Linked DNA regions of Mus musculus: all the other regions are linked to region 3. A link is a loop called in an ENCODE intact Hi-C map of the cell type or tissue named here. Cell type or tissue: left cerebral cortex. All regions are shown on one strand. Each heading gives the region's core, and the rest is flanking DNA. Links, peaks and the distances in the headings are about the cores only.

What was found. A loop is a pair of places that touch in the nucleus more often than their neighbours do. Peaks named below come from ENCODE experiments on the same cell type or tissue, not always from the same donor. Only the 100,000 strongest peaks of a DNase experiment are listed, where the experiment ranks them.
Region 1: it touches region 3 in a loop (2.1-fold over the local background); 4 of 42 quality-filtered maps call a loop at or near these places.
Region 2: a loop joins it to region 3, with 2.0 times the contacts of the local background. A loop is called at or near these places in 14 of 42 quality-filtered maps.

Annotation. Positions count from the first base shown.
Region 1 is chr10:80,916,067-80,922,268 of GRCm38, reverse strand. It overlaps Lmnb2 (lamin B2), which reads left to right and starts at 4,024. Exons shown (of 12, transcript NM_010722.5): 1 at 4,024-4,305. The coding sequence starts at 4,051. In left cerebral cortex, for the core only: a CTCF peak has its summit at 4,032; DNase peaks (open chromatin) are centred at 3,976 and 4,697; H3K4me3 peaks cover 1,498 bases; H3K27ac peaks cover 1,284 bases.
Region 2 is chr10:81,014,805-81,021,006 of GRCm38, reverse strand. Gng7 (guanine nucleotide binding protein (G protein), gamma 7) reads left to right here and starts at 6,082. Exons shown (of 4, transcript NM_010319.3): 1 at 6,082-6,151. Diras1 (DIRAS family, GTP-binding RAS-like 1) reads left to right here. Exons shown (of 2, transcript NM_145217.2): 2 at 1-1,417. In left cerebral cortex, for the core only: a CTCF peak has its summit at 4,164 (motif pointing left); DNase peaks (open chromatin) are centred at 2,481, 4,160 and 5,967; H3K4me3 peaks cover 590 bases; H3K27ac peaks cover 381 bases.
Region 3 is chr10:81,078,543-81,086,007 of GRCm38, reverse strand. Thop1 (thimet oligopeptidase 1) reads right to left here. Exons shown (of 13, transcript NM_022653.4): 6 at 7,378-7,465; 7 at 6,415-6,550; 8 at 5,771-6,137; 9 at 5,394-5,595; 10 at 4,795-4,981; 11 at 4,573-4,701; 12 at 4,272-4,408; 13 at 3,648-4,144. The coding sequence ends at 3,989. Creb3l3 (cAMP responsive element binding protein 3-like 3) reads left to right here. Exons shown (of 10, transcript NM_001382818.1): 9 at 262-358; 10 at 874-1,679. The coding sequence ends at 1,253. Among named protein-coding and RNA genes, the nearest start is that of Creb3l3, 10 kb to the left of the region's middle. In left cerebral cortex, for the core only: a CTCF peak has its summit at 3,555 (motif pointing right); a DNase peak (open chromatin) is centred at 3,551.

The DNA of each region.
Region 1 (6,202 bases), core at 1,203-6,202, 160 kb after region 3:
TTCAACCATGGGTCCTCCACTTCCCACCCGCTGTATTAGGAGCGTGGGGGATGGGGAGGCCTGCGAGTCCGGGGCAGCTAGGGGACACCTCAGCAGCAGCTGTCACCGCCACACCCTCTCAGCGCCAAAATTTGAAAATTGCAGCACGTCTCCCAAAGAGCACGGGGGAGGGGGCAAGGGGTGGGGCAGAGGGTTCTGCCCCATCCCGAGTACCGCATGGTTTTCTGGGACTTAGAGTCCAGCCGTGCAGGGATGGGGTGCACCACGAACCCCGCCCCGCTCAGAGGGAAGAGGGCGGGAAGTGGACAGAAAGCCTGGGCACTGAGGAGCACAGCAAGGAGAAATGGTGTGCCTAGGGGGCGACCCCAGCCGTAGGCCCTGAGGCACAGAGGACATACAAGCCAAGAGGGGTGTATGCGAGGGTGCAGTAAAGAAACCTAAATGGCCGCTGTGTTGGTGGGAAAGGAAAAGTTTATTCCCAACTGCCAAGGCTCTCTCCTGGGGAAAGTAGAGAGATGAAATGGATAAATGGGTATAAAGAGAATGTGTATGGGGGGGGGGAGAGCTGAGGGGGGAAATGTGGGAACTCTTGAAATATCTAACAGGTACTTGTGAGTAAGGCCTGGGGAAGTCTGGGGCCAGCATGGACATTGATATGTTGATAGGAGCCACAGGTATTGGAGAGCTATGTGTCCCTTCTCCCATAGGCAAGGGAACCGGCTCCTATTGGTAGATAGGAACAGACTTCAGGAGTTCCTGAGGGATGCTGGCTTTTTAACTGCCAGAAACCTTCCTATAGTCCAGGTTGAGTTGGGCCTAGCCTCAATTTCAAGTCAGTGGGCCTGCCCTTTTAGGAGGTGATGGGATTGGGAGCCTTTGCGAATATGTGCAGGGCAGTGTGAATCAGATAGGGAAAAGAAAAATGTTTGCATTTGCGGAGGTGGAACTGAGGACCTACCTCTCTTTAGGTAGGTAAGTGCTCATCCTTTGAGGCATGATCCCAGACCCTCACTGGGGAACTCTAAGGGGCTGTGCCCTTGACCATGCCTGCAGACTGGGGGATTCTAGGTAGGGGATCCTGAGTCATGCCCTCTGCCCATCTTTCCAGTTTTTACACTAATAGCTCTAATTATAAGAAAATGGAAGGTCTGGTGAGATGGCTCAGTGGTTAAGAGCACTGGCTGTTCTTCCAGAGGTCATGAGTTCAATTCTCAGCAACCACATGGTGGCTCACAACCATCAATAGGGGGATCTGATGCCCTCTTAAAGCAGGCGGATGTATATGCAGCAGAGCACTCATACATTGAATAAAGTTTAAAAAAAAAAAAAGAAAATGGAAGGGGCTGGCGAGATGGCTCAGCAGGTAAAAGCACTGACTACTTCTTCTGAAGGTCCTGAGTTCAAATCCCAGCAACCACATGGTGGCTCACAACCACGTGTAATAAGATCTGACACCTTCTGAAGACAGCTACAGTGTACTTATTTATAATAATAAATAAATCTTTGGGCTGGAACTAGCAGGGCCTGAGCCGGTGGGGTTGATCAGAGTGAGCTAGTGGGGCTGACAGGAGGGAACAGAGGTCCTAAAAATTCAATTCTCAACAACTACAGGAAGGCTACAACCATCTATAGAGCTACAGTGTACTCATATACATAAAATACTCATCTTTTTTTAAAAAGACAGAAAGAAAATGGGTAACAGTGTCAGATCCTTTGACACAATGTAGCTTTAGGAAAGACAAATGCTAACCGTAGTGAGTCATTCTTACCTTTCCAGGATGACAGGTCAGGTGTTGTCTAGGGGACAGTAAGTCTGTCTGTATAGATTTAGTGTTATGATATGTGCGGGGAGAAGGCTATTCTGCAAGGAGTGGGTGTGGCACTGGGGAGCAGTCCTCTCCCAGTCATAAAAATTGACTCTCCCAGGTACCTGTTAACATCAAGTTAGAGAAAGGTGGTCCATAGTCTGGCCCTTGACACTTGACACATTGTGGGAGCCAAGCTCTGTTTATTATCCTCCTCTCCCCATTCTGCCCCCTCATGTGTGCGCACATGTCACGGTATTCATGTGAGGGGCTGAGGATCTTTGGCTTCCTATCCCCCTTCCTGTGTACTGTGGTCTAGCTGTCCCCGGACTTTCCTGTCTCTGCTCCCCGTCTCCCCACAGGAGTGCTGACATTACATGCAGGTGCTCTACCACATCCAGCTTCATGTTGGCCTATGTGATTTGGATTGGGTGGGTCTTCTTGCTTGCCCAGGTCTCCATTTTGTTTGTTTGTTTTCTGAGACAGAGCCTCATATAGCCCATATTCCCTCACACCCTTTGTCTTAGTTAGGGTTTTACTGCTGTGAACAGACACCATGACCAAGGCAACTCTTTTTTTTTTTTTTTATCTTACGTATGTGAATATACTGTTGCAGTCTTCAGACACACCAGAAGGGAGTATTGGATCCCATTACAGATGGTAGTGAGCCACCATGTGGTTGCTGGGATTTGAACTCAGGACCTCCGAGTTAAGAGCAGTCAGTGCTCTTAACCACCGAGCCATCTCTCCAGCCCCAAGTCAACTCTTATAAGGACATTTAATTGGGTCTGGCTTACAGATTCAGAGGTTCAGTCCATTATCATTAAGGCAGGAAGCATGGCACCGTCCAGGCAGGCATGGTGCAGGCAGAGCTGAGAGTTCTACATCTTCATCTGAAGGCTGCTAGTGGAAGACTGACTTCGAGGTAGCTAGGGTGAGGGTCTTAGCCCACACCCTCAGTGCCACACCTGCTCCAGCAGGGCCACACCTTCTAATAGTGCCACACACTGGGCCGAGCATATACAAACCATCACACCCTCTGTGTCACGGAGGTTGCCCTTGAGTTCCTGATTCTCTTACCTCCATCTGCCTGGTGCTGAGGTGAGAGCAGGGGGCTCATCCACGGTGCTGGGATAGAAGCCAGGACCTCAGTCAGGCAAACACTCTACACATTGACTCACATTGGTAGCCCTGTGTTTCTGCTATGTTATCCTCAAACTCACCATCCTCCTGCCAGTGCTGGGAAGACAGTAGTGGACATTTGCCTTGTGGCGGCTCTTTTAAAAATTACATTTGTTTACTATGTTCCTGTGTGTGGACACTTTAGCAGAACTTGGCTACTTTGTGGGTTCTTCTTTCTTCCACCCTTTTCTACCCTCTTTCCATCCTTTCAACCCTTAACACTAGATAGGAGGGGGGAAAGGACAGAGAGAAGAGGGGGTGACATTATTGTTAGGCTATTTCCTGTTGATTGGGGGCATTGAGTTCCTTGGAGCAAGTTTGATTTTGCTGTCAGGCTATCTAATTTCTTCTTGTTGTTGTTTCTTCTTTGCACACGACTAGTTAACAAACCGTTACCAACAGAGACCAACCAAAGCCCGTCTTGGGGCCATAACATTTGTATATCTTCTGAAAAGTGTCCATAATTCCTAAGGTCACAATCGCAGAAACTATGTGCAACTGACAAAACCGTGCCTCTGCTAGAGCACGAAGCAAATCATAGTCAGCTGCTGCAGACTATCTGAAGCAGCCCCATATGTGACACCTCTAATTAAAACAAAAACACAAACTCACATATTTCTGTGTTTTTCGAAGAACCCAATTGGAGTCCAGGAGACAATTGTGTGCATTGCTTGTCTTCTCGTATGTAGGGTTCAGCGATCCAAATTCGACCATCAGTTTTGGCAGCAGGTGCCTTTCTACCCTCTGAGGCATCTCACCCACCCTTGCTGTCTTTTTGTTCGATTTGTTCTGCATTTGTTTAATTTATTAATTGATTTCTGTGTGTGCGCTTATGTGGCTTCATGTGTGCATCTGTACACATGTAGAAATCAGAACGCCTCCTCCACCCGCAATCAGGGTAACTGCCAAACCCCGGGTTTTACTGGAAAGCTGGAAACTACATCTCCTGGCATGCCTCGCAAGCTGCCCTGTGGACTACGGCTCCCTGCGTGCTCCGCGCCAAGGAGACTACAAATTCCGGCGCGCTGCGGGCGGCGGCGCCATCTTCCGCGGCGCGGATTGAATGAGCGCGCCGCATTCGGGCAACCGAGGTGATTCTCCCGCCGCCGCCACCTCCGCCATGGCGTCTCTGCCGCCCCACGCGGGGCCCGCCACGCCGCTGTCGCCCACGCGTCTGTCTCGGCTGCAGGAGAAGGAGGAGCTCCGTGAGCTCAACGACCGCCTGGCACACTACATCGACCGTGTCCGCGCGCTGGAGCTGGAGAATGATAGGTTGCTGCTCCGGATCTCCGAGAAGGAGGAGGTGACCACTCGCGAGGTACGTGGGTCGGCACCGGGGACGCGGGGAGCTTGATCCTGGTGATAGGTGAAATGAGCGGAGTCCTGCCCACCCGGGATCCCGGAGACGGTGCATAGAACTAGCTAAGCCCAGCCCACAGGGGACCCGGGGGCTGGTGCACAGCTAGCTGAGTCTTGTTCACTGGGGACTCTGGGGCTGGAATATAAGGGCTAAATACTGCCTACCGGGGACCTCAGTACAGATGCATAACGCTGAAGCCCAGTCCACCGGGGACCCCCAGGGGCAGATGCCGACAGCTAAGTTTTGCTCACCAGGACACCCCAGGGTTGGGTGATAGGCCTGAGCCCTGCCCACCATAGACCCCAGGGACGATTGCAGAGCGCTGAGCGCCGCCCAAGGGGAGGGGAGACACATCTCTTACAGGTGCAAACCGCTAAGCCCCACCCACTGGGGGGACCAGGAACTGGTGCAGGCAGGTAAGTCCCGCCTACCAAAAACCCTAACACAGGTTAAAGTCTGGACGGGGAAGGGGACTAGTGCAGATGGGTCCAAATCCCTCCCATGGGAGGGACTTTAGGGACAAGTGACAGGTGTAAACAATGTTAGTCCCCGCCCCCGAAGCCCCACCCACCCGGGCGCTCTTGAGACAGGTGCTGATGAAGCTAACCTGTGCTCACATGGGGACCCTAAAGGAGACGTGTAGACTGAGGTAAAACTTCAATAAAGCCGGGTCCTAAGGACCTAAGCTTAGCTGAGTGGGATCAGGATGGCTTGTGTGTGTGTGTGTGTGTGTGTGTGTGTGTGTGTGTGTGTGTATGGGTGTGTGTGTGTGTGTGTGGGTGTGTGTGTATGGGTGTGTGTGTGTATGGGTGTGTGTGTGTATGGGTGTGTGTGTATGTGTTTGTGCATGTGGAAGCCAGAGGTCACCTTTGGGTGTTTCCCTCAGTGGTGGCGCACGCTTTTAATCCCAGCACTTGGGAGGCAGAGGCAGGTGGATTTCTGAGTTCGAGGCCAGCATGGTCTACAGAGTGAGTTCCAGGACAGCCAGGGCTACACAGAGAAACCCTGTCTCAAGGACCTTGGGGGACACTTCACATTCCATGAATAGGCAGGAAAGCCCTGCCCACCCAGGGTCATAGGTTTAAAGGACCCTGCCTGATTCCTAAGACACCCCAGAGGTAATGTGCTGAGACTGAGCAAGTCTCCCCAGTTAGGGGCCCATGAGACCCTAGGGGACCCTAAGGAAGTGCTGTCTGGAGGCTGTCCTGGGGAGCTTTGAGGGTCTCTGAGGGAGGAATACCAAGCCTGGCAGACCCAAACCCCTGAGGACCCCAGTGAGGGGTGCTGGGAACCCCTGAGGGAGAGCACCACTCTAGGCAAGACCATCCTTATTCGAGCTGTGGAGATTTGGGGCCCCTGAGGAGAGGTGTTGATCCAGTGTTGATCCCCTTCAGAGGACTCGTGGACTTTTGGGTACCCAGTGTGTAAGGGCGCATTCGGCACAGCCCTGGGAGACCCAGGTGAGAAGGCCATTTGGGGGCTCTCCTGACACTCAGGTTCTAGGGTTTGAGATTGTGAGGGTAATGATTTGGGTGTCACCAATGGACAAGGATAGGAGCTGGGCAGTCTCCACCCACTGTAGGGTCCATGGACATCTTGGGGTACTTCTGCTGAAGGCTTCCAAGGGAAGAGTCCAACAATGAGTGTGTGACTCCTCAGGGACCGGCACAGAGTGGGCCACAGCTTGTTGTGGGACAGGGTGGTTTCACACTGGTACCTGGGGGAGGAGCCATTGGGGCTGCCCCCCCCCCCCCCCCCCCGCAGTGAAAGGCATCTGGAGGGTGTTTGTACCCCACCCTCTTGGGGGAATATGAGGATGGTCTCTAGTCTTTGGTAGGGTAAGACAACTCAAGTC
Region 2 (6,202 bases), core at 1,203-6,202, 65 kb after region 3:
CCTGGACACTGCCCACCTGGACACCAGCCTTCTGCTGAGATAGAGACCTTGGCACAGTGGCACCTCGACAGCCACCCCGACTGGGGGTTTGGGGTGCTGAGGGTGGGGTGCCCAGCTGAGAGTCTATCAGCAAAGTCCCTGTGTGCGGTGATAGGACTAGTGGCTGCTGCCCTAGGGCTCTGACAGAATCTGAGCCTCTTTGCTGGTCATGTGTACTCTGGAGACTGTCCCCCATGTCTGCCCTGAGTTACGGAGCCCCTGTGGTATCTGCGAGACTGTCCAGGAGACTTGAGTGGCTCCTGGGCCTGTGTCCCACCCAGATGAGGGTGACTTAGAATTCTGTGTTTATGTGCCTGTGTGTGTGGATGGGTGTGTGTCTGTCTTGGGATGGGGTGTTCTTGCACCACTTTGTGTTCTTAGTGAGACCACAGTGTAAGTGGCCGTGTGTGTGTGTGGGGGGGGGCACCTAGACATTGTGGTGTGTCTGTATGGCTCTGTGTTTTCAGGGGTGGGTGACACAGGCCTGTCTGATGAGCACCAGGTCTGTTCCAGGCTGTGGCAAGCTGGCTCCTGGCTCAGAAGTGACAAAGCTGCAGTACAGAGGCCTCAGTGTGAGGTCATCACCTCACAGTGGCTACAGACCAGGCTGTGGCCTGAGTGAGCTGGAACCTCTGGGGTGGGGACGAGAAAGAGAGAGGGAGAGAGAGGGGGGAGAGTGAGTGTGTGTGTGTGAAGGGGGAGAGTGTGTGGGGGAAGAGTGAGAGAGATAGAGTGTATGTGTGAGAGGGAGGGAGAGTGGGAGGTAGAATGAGAGAGAGTGTGTATTGGAAGGGAGAGAGAGAGTGTGAGAGAGTGTGAGAGAGAGACAGAGACAGAGATAAAGGAGATAAAGAGAGACAAAGACATGGTCACAAAGAGACAGAGAAGCAGAAAGAAGGCTGAAGCCAGATGACCAAGTAGGCCGGACCCCACTGTGTTCCCTTCTGTGTGCCAGGCACAGGGAGAGCCACAGCCTGAAGCCTGAGTCTGAGCATAGCTGAGCCCTGACCTCTAGCCAGCCCAGGGCCCCCACAGCTGCCACCTGCTCCCAAGCCCCGGGAGTGGCTCCTGGCTGGACAGGGGGTCACAGCCCTTTCTCAGGGACACACCCTGATAGCACAATCTCTGGGCCACCCCAGGCTTCTCCTGGCTGGCCTTGCCCATCCTGGGGAGAACCGGGCTGGGTGGCAGGGGAGGCCGGAGCCCACCCTGGCTGCTGGCCAACCTGCCCAGGCATCTCTGGTGCTGGGGACCCCGCCAGGCCTCGCTTGCTGTGACCCACCCCTGCCCCCCGCATGTGGGAGCCCCATCCCATGTGGGGTCTGTGTACCGTTCTCTCGTAGACCTTGTCTTCCTGCAATAAACACGTGGATCCTGCCTCCCCTGTGCTGCATGTGGCTTCTGTGGGGCTTTAAGCTGCCTGCTGCAGCTGAGGGTGGGAAATGGAGGGTGGGCGTGGGGGACACGGGGAGGGGGGATTGCAGTGGGTGTCACAGCCAAGGTCACAGCCAAGCTTACTGGGCCATGAACAGTGTCCATTCCTTATGTGGGCCTTGCTGGCCTCCCTGGATCCTGCCCCAGGGGCTCAGTCTTTTACTCAGCCTCTCTCTGATTCCCGCCCAGTCCTTCAACTTCCCAGGCTGCCCTCTGCCATTTAAAGGACAGATTGGCTGAGCTCATTCATTCACTCACTAATTCATTCATTCACCCATTCACTGTGTGTAAAAGGCACCACAGTACGCCCAGCTCTGACCTGGAGCCCAGGTTCGGCCACAGTGTGCACCGGCCAGGGTGCCTGCCTTCTCAGCCCCTCCACCTTCAGTCATGTACAACTGAGCATGGCCACCCCTGCCTCGAATCCCAGCATGGGAGGCTGCATAGGGAGGCACATTGCCAGGAATCCCAACAGAAACAAGGGCTGGAGGGGTGGCCCAATGGTTAGAAATGCTTGCAGCTCTCTCAGAGAACCAACGTTCAATTCCTAGCACAAGGAAACAAGTCAGGATTCCTGTAACCCCAGCCAAGGGAGCCAAGAACAAAGCAACACCCTCCTTTTAGCCTAGGATAGAAAACATAAGACCCAGGTTCAGGGAGAGACCCTGCCTAGAAGAAATAGGCAGAGCCAAAGAGGATAACAGCACCCTGCATTGGCCTGGCCATGGCGTATCAGCCAGTGCCCACACTCAGGCACAAACATACGTGAACAAACAACAAACAAAATAAAAATTTAAACCTCACAGAACCAGAGAAATAAAGAACAAAAAGAGAGAAAACAAAAACAAAGGAAAAAAAAACATAAAAAATACCTACATCCTGGGAGTGTGGTCATGGATGGTGCCCCGCCTAGAATCCTCCAATAAGCGGCGATGAGGGCGTGGTCAGGATGGAACTCCGCCTAAAATCCTCCAGTGAGGGGCGATGAGGGCGTGGTCATGGGTGGAGCCTGCCTAGAAATCTCCATTGAGGGGGGTTGAGGGCGTGGTCAGGATGGAGCTCCGCCTAGAATCCTCCAGCAAGGGGCTGGAGCCTCTCCTAGGTCATATGAGGCCATGGACTCCATGCCCAGAAATGGAAAAGAAAGGCTGCATTTATCTTTCGTATAGTAATAGGTGAAATTTGGCTGTGTCTCTCCTGATGTGGATGAAACCCTCGATGCCGTTTCTGTCCTGTATAACCTGCATGTGATGTCTCATGTACAAACACACACACACACACACACACACACACACAGAGACACATGCGTTTGGAGGTGGAGCAGCCAGTCCTCCTGGCTACACAGTGAATCTGAGGGCAGCCTGGGGTACATTTGTGAGAAGCTGTCTCAAAAAAACAAAAACAAAAACAAAAACAAAAACAAAAAAAAAAAACCAACAGTTTGTGTTAGTTTAAGACAGTCCCACTCTGGAGCTGGAGAGATGGCTCAGCGGTTAAGAGCACTGACTGCTTTTCTAGAGGTCCTGAGTTCAATTCCCAGGCACCACATGGTGGCTCACAACCATCTGCAATGTAAAAAGGGACCTGATGCCCTCTTCTGGGGTGTCTGAAGACAGCTACAGTGTACTCACATACATTAAATAAATAAATAAATATCTTAAAAAAAAAAAAAGTCCCACTCTGTGGCTCAAATTGGCCTGAAACTCACAGCAATCCTACTGCCTCGGTTTCCTGACTGCTAAAAGGTTATGTGTGCGTGATTATGGCATACATGATAATATTTATTTATCTGATTGTTTGTTTATTTGTTTATTTTGGGTTTTTTTTTTGAGACAGGGTTTTTCTGTGTAGCCCTGGCTGTCCTGGAACTCACTCTGTAGACCAGGCTGGCCTCAAACTTAGAAATCTGCCTGCCTCTGCCTCCCAAGTGCTGGGATCAAAGGCTTGCGCCACCACTGCCTAGCCATGATGATTTTTTTAAACATTTAAACATTTATTTTTCTGTCTATTTATTTATTGTGTGTATAGGTCAGAGGACAGCACACAGCGGTCTGTGTTCTACCATCATGTGGCTCCTGGGACTCAAATTCAAGTCTTCAAACTTAGCCACAAGTGCCTCTGTACATCAAACTGTTGCTGGCCCAGCTCAATTTTTTTTTTGTTTGTTTGTTTTTAAAAGATGCATACTGGCTTTTAAGACAACAAGAGTCATAGAAACAGGCTGGCTTGTGGCAGCCAAACCTTTAATTCCAGCACTTGGAGGTAAATAGATGGGTGAATCTCTGTGAGTTGGAGGCCAGCCTTGTCTACACAGTGAGTCACTATTTCAAACAAACAAACAAACAAACAGGGCTGGAGAGACAACACGGCAGTAGAGAACACTGACTGCTCATCCAGAGAACTAGGTTTCATTTCCAGCACCCAGTCCCAAGGGATCCAATACCCTCTTCTGGACTCTGCAGACCACTTGCATACACACACACACACACACACACACACACACACACGGTGAGCACACAGACACATGCATGCACAACATCTTTACACACAAAATAAATACGAACAGTTTTGGAAAAAAATAAAACAAAACAATGTAAATCATGGAAATGAAAGAGTCTAGGTAGGTCAGGGTGACAAGGTCTGGACCTAGGGGAAGGGGATGTGCCCAGGGCGGGCAGCTCCAGCGCTCCCCCTGGTGGCCTCTGGGCTCAGTGCGGTCTCCTGAATCTACTTAGACTCAATTGCATGCCACAAAAGGGTAATTTTTGTGGATCTTGTTTTGAATTACATTTGGGAAATTTGTGTGTGTGTGTGTGCACGTGTGCATGTACACACGCTCCAGTATGTGTGTGGTAGTCAGAGGACACAATGGTCTAGCCTTACTGGAGATTAGATTCTCTCAGGCTCTCAGGCTTGGAGGCAGATACTTTTCCTGTTGAGCTACAAACCTCTTAGTGTTTGTATTTATTTATTTATTCATTTATTTATTTATTCATTTATTTATTTATTTATTTAAATTTTATGTGCACGGGTGTTTTGCCTGTGTGCATGTCTGTGTGAAGGTGTCAGATCCCCTGAAACTGGAGACAGTTGTGAGCTGCCATGTGAGTGCTAGGAATTGAACCCAGGTCCTCTGGAAGAACAGCTAGTGCTCTTAACCACTGAGCCGACTCTCCAGCATTAGTTAGTTTTTGAAACAGGGTCTCATGTTGCCTACAATGGCTTCAAACTCACCCATGTAGCCCAAACTGAACTCAAACTTGGGGCAGTCCTCCTGCCTCATCTTCTCAAGTGCTGGAAGATAGCCCAACTCTGCATCTACCAGGTGAACCACAAACAGTAGTAGGGTCTGGGGACAGCCTGGATGGGATGTGCCAGGGAAGAACACTGAAGAAAGGTTCTGGGCTTTCTCTGAATATAAAGTGCAGTGTTTGTGTGTGTTTGTGTGTGTGAGCACACGTGCATGTGTGTGCCTGTCTGTGCATGTCTGTGGTGGGGGCATTCATATGTGTGTGCATGTATGTGTGTGGATGTGTGTGTGGATGATAGCCAGGTTCCTTCAGGAATGACAAGAGTCCAGGGAGCCGAGCCAGTAGATTGTCTGTCACAGAATGTCAGTCCACACCAGAATCCTGAGGTCACCCACCCAGGGGCTGCACTGGTCTTTCCCTGGGATGGCTGTTACCTGCAGGGATGTTCCAGATGTCTCTGAGGTCACCAAGAAAACTTGTAGAGAATGCAGACCCATGGGCTGGGGCTTCCAGCATGAGTCCCTGGTGCCACTGCCCCCACTGGAGAGTCAAAGTCATCCTCTCCTGCATGGTGAGTTCAAGGCCAGCCTGGGCGGTTTACTGTGACCCTGTCTTAAAATATATATATATGGCTGAAGTTATAACCCAAGCCAAGTACTGCAAAAGCCAAAAAAAAACCCAAGTAACAGAGAGAATAGAAAAAACCGGAGATGAACATCAGAATACAGAAATGATAAACAAGCAAATAAAAAATCAGTATTTCCTCACTATCCTGGGTCTCTGCTCGGGATTCAAACTCGTTCCTTGAAAACCACAAGGGAGCTTCCTGTCCCTGGCTCCCATGGGGTTTTTTGACTGGACCTTGCTGTTCTGTTAGATCTGGGCTGAGATGGGGAGTTTGATCGGTGTTTTCTTACTGCTAAAATGATGCTCAGCGGAAGATGAATATTATCACAATATGGGATACAAATGTATGCAAACGTCATAATGAAACTCATTATACCATACAATAAATACACACCAATAAAATAAACTCGAAAATCCAAACAAAACAAAGCCTGACTTAGTACATGCCTAACGTTAAGCAGCTTCTCCTCAGAGAGGCCCCTTTGATTGCACCATTGATTGCCAATCTTTAGACGCATAACCCCGCCCTCCAGCTAGTGAATGGCCCGTGGAGACGCCATTCCTGGGTTTGGCCCGCCCACTCGAGCCCGAAGCCCCGCCCTGCCCCCAAGGCTAAGCCTACCAGACTGTCGGCCCTAGGCTCCTCCTCTGGACCAACCTCCGCCACCTTGGCTTCTGATTGGTCCGAATGCTACAGAGGCTCCGCCCTCATCGCGGGAGACCCCGCCCCATGGAAGAGCCCTCTCTAGGCCCCGCGGTGCGTTCGGCTGTGCGGCTGCTGAGACACTGGCTGGAGGCAGGTGAGCTCCGCATGCTGAAGAGACTCGGGGTGTATCGGGGAGGAGTGGGCT
Region 3 (7,465 bases), core at 1,002-6,001:
CTTGGGAACCCCAAGACTGGTGGGGTCCTTGGTCTCAGTTGAATGACGTGTGTGTGTGTCTTCAATAGCAGGAGACAGATACAGGGGGGATTGTGTCAAGTTACAAGTCAGCCTGGCTATAAAGCAAGTCTGTTCCAATAATCAACATGTATATCTAAAAAAATTTAGATAAAAGAAAAAGTCTCAGCCTCCTCCTGAGACCCACACTCTGATAGCTGGACCCCAGCTTCCCTGCCTGTGACCCCACCCCATCTCCGGCAGGTCCTTCTGCTGTCCTTCGCCCTGATCATCCTCCCCTCCATCAGCCCTTTCAACTCCAACAAAGTTGACAGCCCTGGAGACTTCGTGCCAGTGCGAGGTAGGCAGTACCAGCCTTCGGATCCCCAGGGTGAGGGTGAGGTGCCAGGGGCAGGACAGTGGTCTGCTATGCAGGGCCTTGGCTTCCATTCCCAGCATCATAGATACCAGGGGTGATGGTGCAGGCCTGTCATACAGCTCTGGGAAGGTGGAGGCAGGGGATTACTTCAGAGCTATCCTTGGCTACATAGGACAACTTGGGCTAAGTGAGACCCCTGACAAAACATGTCAACACACACACACCCCTCAAAACCAAAAGCCCATACCATATCAGGAGACTTGAGGCGGATGGCTCAGAGAGTAGATACTTGCCACTAAGCCTGAGAACTGGAGTTTAAGTCCCAGATACACAAAACGGTAGAGAACAGAATGTTGCCAAACTGTTCATACAATGAGTGTCACACAACCCAGGGGACACAGTTGCCACTACATCCTGCCCACCTAGGGCAGGTGAGACTCCACAAAGCTGAGGCTGTGCCTCATGCCTGCCTCTTCTGACTCCCTAGTTCTCCCCAGTGTTTTCCAGAACCCTCCACAACCACGCTGCATCCCGCGTGGCTCCCGATGTCACCCCAGGATCTGAGGTCCCAGGACCTTGGCCCGACGTTGGTACCCCCCACAAAGGCCCTTCCTCCGGTGGTCTCAGTGCAGACTGGGGAAATTTTCTGGAAATTCCAATGTTGGACAACCTGACAGAAGAGCTAGACAACTCCACCCTGGTGCTGGCCAACTCCACAGAGGACCTGGGACGGGCCACCCTGCTGGACTGGGTGGCTTCAGAACCACTGCTCAGTCCAGGCCGGGTTGGGCTGGAGATACCAGGGGAGATGTGGCTGTCCTGGGTACCAAGGTGGCTTAGGGTCCGTCTGGTGCAAGATGCATTGGGGGTGCTGTGACAGACTCAGACAGCCCTGGGGACGACTGCCTCCTGGAGAAGCTGACCCCCAAGTCAGGGGGAAATGGGGTTTCCAGGCACAGAGACATGAAGGCCCTGGGGTAGAACAGGAACCAGAGCCCTTTACCCATACATGCAGACAGACTGACACTAACACCTGAACCCTAACCTCCAACCATGGAGCTCCTACTCTCCCCTGACCACCAGGAAGATGCAGAGTCTCTGGGACCTGGGCTTCCCAAATCAAGGTTTAGCCCACAAACTTCCATCTTCCTCTTTTGGAGAGAGGTCTTCCTCTTGTAGACCAGGCTGGCCTCAGATTTACAGAGCTCTACCTGCTTCTGTGTCTCAAGTGCTAGGATTAAAGGTGTGAGCACCACCTCCTTTTCTAAGACTTTGTGACCTTCAATAAAGTATTTTGACAAAACTGGGGCTGCGGCTCAGTGGGTAAAACCTTTGCCTAGTTTGTATGAAGCCCTTTGGCTCCATCCACAGCAGCATAGGAACCAGGCACAGGGTATACACCTGTTATCCCAGCACGGGGAGGTAGAGGCAGGAGAGGAGGACCCAAGGTTCAAGGTCAGGCAGATGTGGGCACACACCTTTAATCCTAGCACCTGAAGGCTGTATGCAGGTAGATCTCTGAGTTTGAGGCCAGCCTGGTCTACATAGTGAGACACGGTTCAACAAAACAAAACAAGGGGCTGGCGAGATGGCTCAGTGGATAAGAGCACTGACTGCTCTTCTGAAGGTCCTGAGTTCAAATCCCAGCAACCACATGGTAGCTCACAACCACCCATAATGAGATCTGATGCCCTCTTCTGGTGTGTCTGAGGTCAGCTACAGTGTACTCACATATAATAATAAATAAATCTTAAACAAACAAAACAAACAAACCCCCAAAGCCAGGCAGTGGTGGCACACACCTTGAATCCCAGCACTTGGGAGGCAGAGGCAGGCAGATTTCTGAGTCCCAGGAAAGCCAGGCTACAAAGAGAAACCCTGTCTCAAAAAAAAAACAAAACAAAAACCAAAACAGAAGTGAGTTGAGCAGAGTGGAGCCTGGAGGGCATGAGCTCTGGCCTGTGCCTCCAGGAGGGTCTTGGCTGGCTGCCCCCACCCCCTTGCACTGATTTTATGGTGAGGAAGCTGGCGGTGAGGGGGATGATTGTGTCTGGTCTTATGGGCAGTTCACAACAGCCAGTAAACACAGGAGGAAAAGGGGGCAGGAGGAATAAGAGAACTCTTGTGTCATGGATGGCGGCCATGCTTCAAATGCCAGCACTCAGAAGTCAGAGGCAGGAGGATTTCTGTGTTCAAGGTCAATCTGGTCTACAAAGTCAGAACAGCCAGGGCTACACTGAGAAACTGTCTAGAAAACTCAGAGACAGTCTTGGGGTGGATAACAGGGCTCGTAAGGATGATTGCAGGGCAAGCATCAATTAGGACCATAGTTTGAATCCCAGTAAAGCGAGCTGGAGGCAGGGCCTGCCTGAATGCAGCTGCAGCCTTGCCAGATGTGTGTGAAGGGTGGGTCCTCAGCCTAAGTCTGCACGAGCAGTCAGTGCTCCTAACCACTGAGCCATTTCTCAGCCCCCGGCTGTCCCGTGTGGCTGTCTGTGCACAGGAGGCCAGGAGGGGCACCTGACCCTCTAGAGAGAGTAGGTACAGGCTGGTGTGAGTCTCCACGTGGGTACTGAGATTCTGGGGCCTCTGTGGGAGCAGCTGGTGCTGTAGCCTCTGGGCCATCTTCTGAGCCTGATGGCCTCACCTATTCACCTAGGACAGTTAACCAGTGAGCCCCAAGCATTTGCCTGCCCTCGCCTCACTCCAGTGCTGACATTACAGGGGTCACAACCCTAACAACTGTTCCCATGGTCCTGGAGACTCAAACTCAAGCCTGAAGGCCTGTGCAGGCAGCAAATGAGATGTCTGTCAGTCCCACAGTTCCTTGAGCCACACAGCCTACAATAGCCTGGGGCTGCCCATCCTGGTGCATTTAGAGACCTCCTCCCATACCGGATGGGCGGGTCCACTGTGTCTGAAGGTGTGGCTGTTGGTCTGTGGACTCGAGGCATATTGATTAGATGATTGGGACCTTGTGTTACTCAAGGATCAAGACTGACCCCACCGGCTTCCTTCTGCTGTGGCTACTAGTTCTTCAGTTGTATGCATGTGCTCACTGTCTGATATTTGAGCAAGTCAGAGGAGGCCAGCCCTGCTACACAAGGAAGGCCCTATCTTTTTTTGTTATGCAGAAATAATAGAAGCTAGAGGTTGCAATACTGTACAGAGCCAGCAGATGGCAGCCCCTCACCAAGTCTTGCTCCCACCCATTCCCTAGAGAGGTCCAGAAAGGAGCTGGTAGCTGAGAACAGACACAGTGACCCTGAGTGACACATTGCGCAGGTGACCCTGGCACCAGTTCTTAGCACCCTCCAACGGCTAGACTATCACATGTCACACCATGATGCCAGTGAGGAAGTAGCTGGCCAAGCCTGGGGCAGAGCAGTACAGAGAGAGGACCAGGCAGGGTGCCCCTGTGTGGAGTTTAATGTCCAACATCAGGTTGGGGAGGGGCTAGTGCAAGGAGACCACTGGGCAGCCTGAGGCCAGGGGACCTGGAGCCGGGGTGGGACAAGGATGGAAACTTCCCCAAGCTCATCTGTACGCCCAAGGGTTGCTGAGCTGCCCAGCAGGCTGGGCTAAGGCACAGGGCGGCGAGCTGGGGACCGGTCAGCACGCAGGCGCCTCGCTGCCCTCCACCTGCAGACCCTTGCTCAGGAGGAAGGCGTCCTGCTTGGGGTCGCGGCCCAGGAACTGCTTCAGCATGGCGCTGGCGTCCTCAGAGCCCCCTGGCCTCAGGATGCTGGTCCTGTAGTCCATGCCAACCTGGGAAAAAGGAGATGGGTCACAGTGGGCAGCTGGAGTTTCACTGACCTGGGGTCAAAAGCCTCACGCCCCTCACACCATTCTCCCCGCAGCTGGCTGTGGCCAGGGCCCCTGCATCATAGCTCACCTTGGGGCTAAGCACACCCTCTTGCTTGAAGCGTGTGTGGAACATGTCCATCGAGTACACTTCGCTCCATAAGTAGCCATAGTACTGAGCATCATAGCCGCCAGCTAGGTGGCCGAAAGTGGCTGGCATGTTGGTACCTGGGCAGACACAGGGCGCAATGAGGGGCCCATGGAGATACTTTGAGGGTGCACAGCCTCCACGGGTAAGGCCTGAATCTCCTGCAGCCCCCCGCCCCCCAGGGTGGGGAATTCTCAGCTCTCTGGGAGCTGGGATGGTGGTGGCCCTGCAGTGTGAACATTACCTGGTGTGGCTGGCACCCCGAGGATCTCTTGGCAGAGCCGGGCATATTCCTCAGCCGGGTCTGCGTCTGTCTGTGTGTGCAGGACCTGATCCACCTTGGCAAGCACAATCTGCCGCAGGTTGAAGAGACCTTGGGGGGAGGTCAGAGGTCAGCCTCAGGCTGGGAAAGCACTGCAAAGGTTCTCACCTGGCTGAGCAACGTGGCTGCAGCAGCACGGCTCACCTGCATTGGCCTGGCGAGACTTGATGAGCTTCTCCAGGAGGTCCTGAGGGGCCTCGCTGCCCGTGCGGTAGTGCTGAGACATGCGCATCAGGGGCTCCTTCTCCCACACCCAGTTCTCCAGCATCTGGGACGGCGCCTCCACAAAGTCCCGCTCCACGTGGGTCCCACTGAACATGGCAAACTCCGCCTAGACCAGGCACGGCAGATGTCAGCTCCCTGGCTTCTGCACACTGGATGCCAGCAGCTGCTGAGGCCAGAGGCTGTGCCACCTCCCTGGCTCCTTTTCTCCAGTCTCACACTCAATAAGGCTCTGCTCCAGCCTCCCTCCTGGACAAACTGTCCCCAAAGTCATCCTGGCATGCAAGTGTGGGTGAGATGGCACTGTGACAGATGGTAGGTCACTGTCAGACACAGCATAGGAGGGAAGAGGCAGGTCAGGTCAGTGGGTCAATGCTGACAAGCCTGATGCTGGTGGGGTCTGCACACGTAAGGCACACACACACATGCCCTCACACCAAGTTAGCAAATATAATAAAAACAATTTCTGCAGGGCAGAAGGCCCAGGGCTGGCGAGGAGTGATCTCGCGGGCCCAGCTCACCTGCGAGCACAGCTGGTGCATGACGTGCCCGAACTCGTGGAAGTAGGTCTCCACCTCATCATGCTGCAGCAGGGATGGCGCGTCAGGTGTGGGCTTCGTGAAATTGGCCACCATGGCTGCGACGGCCAGCTGCCGGCTGCCATCCTGCCGTAGGCAGCCAGGCTGCAGGCCAAAGCAGGCTGCATGGCCATATTTCCCTTCCCTGGGGATCGAGATGAGGTCAGGGCAGAGACGAGAGGTACCGGGGCATCCAGAGCCAATGTTCAGTGCCTGGCAGTGGATCCGGGGGCTGCAGGCCCCCCCCCCACAGCAGGAGCCCCAAGCTGCCCTGGACTTCCTACTCCTCTGCCCCATGCCTGGCAGGGCCCCATTCTCACCTGGGGTATAGGTCGAGGTAGAACTTGCCGATCTCCTCTCCAGAGGCGGCGTCCCGCACTGAGTAGAGCCGCACGTCCTCGTGCCAGGCAGCGGCACCTTCCTCCAGCGTGAAGGTCAGCCCCAGCAGCTCTTGGTAGATGGCCAGCAGCCCACGTGTGACCACCTGCATGGGGAAGTACTCCTTCAGCAGGTTCTGGTCCACACGATAGCGAGTCTCCTCCACCTGGTTCATGTAGTAGCGCATGTCCCATGCGTGGATGCGCCCGTCGAATGGCAGTCCCCGCTTGGCGCACTCTGCCTCCTTCAGCTCCAGGATGACCGCGCGCTCCTGCTCACCCAGGGGCTTCAGCTTCTGTGCCAGCTCATCTGCAGAGACACCACCGTCACCCTCCGCCACCCCTGCCTGCTGCCCAGGAAAGAGGACAACACACACCCACATGCAACAGGAGACCTAGCTACATCACCATCCAGAACCCCAGGAGAGAGAGCCAGGGGGGCCCCTCACTGCCAGGGCAAGGGCGTGTGGAAGGAAGCAGCTGGACTTGGGCTGCAGGCTCTGCCCCTGACACGGTCATGACAATGGCCTTCCAGGCTGAGTGGGTGAGGCAAAGATGGGAGTCCATGGCCAGAGTAGAGTGGCTACCTAGGAAGGTGGCTACTGTTTGACTGGTCTTGGCCATGTTCATCTCCAGGACGTAGTCCGCGTGTGTGTGGAACCCCAACAGGCTGGACTTCTGTGCTCGCAGGGACACTAGCTCCTTCAGAATGGCACAGTTCTCCTGCAGGGACACAGGCATGGCGGCTCTAGCTCTGCACTACCCCAACCAGAGCTGCAGGTGCAGAGGTTGGCTGTCCTGGGGCTGGTTGTAGGCTGCAGCAACTTGATCACACACAGAGTGGCACAGCAGAGAGTAGAGACAAGCCCAGGCTCCATTTGAGCACCGCAAGAGCAAGCAATGGAAGCCTGGGCTGGGGAAGAGGTGGCCAGAGGATGGATGAGGACTGGCCAGGACAGCATGCCCAGCACCACACAGGAACTCATGCACCCAGGTGGGCAGGAGACCTCACAGAGGCAGCACCAGCCACAAATGGGGAGCTTGGGAGGTCAGGGGAGACTATAGGGTGAGGAGTCTTGAGCAGTTGGGTCGGTTAACTGACAGTAATTATTCCTCCCGTGCCTCTGGGAGGTAGAGCCCATGGCCCTGGATCCGAGGCCACAGCTCAGTCAGCGTGTTAAGTCCCAGCCCGTTCTGTTTGGGGCAGGGTCAGGAAAGTGGGGGACCCAGGCTCCAGGTACTCTAAAGCCAAAGGAAGTAAAAACAGGACCCATTCCCTGCTCTGCCCTGCTGCAGCTCGGGCCACTTACCTGCAATCCCTTGGCTGACACAAGGCCAGAACATGGTACCACCAGGGAATGAGCCACAGTGTCTCTCCTGCTCAAGAGCTAAGTGGGCACTGCCCGTTCCAAGGCCAACAGGGGTCCCTGTGACAGCCTGAGCACAGGGCCACAGCGGGCAGCTGCAGCAAGACAGTCTGCAACTGCAGCAGGATGTCCCAGGGGAAGACAGCACGCGTTGGGGACAGCGAGCAGTGTCTACAGCCCCACCTCCTTGCAGCGACAGTTGAAGGCCTCCTCCAACAGGCGTCGTGTCTCCGGCACATGGCACTTCTTCAACAGCGGGAAGTAGTGAGGG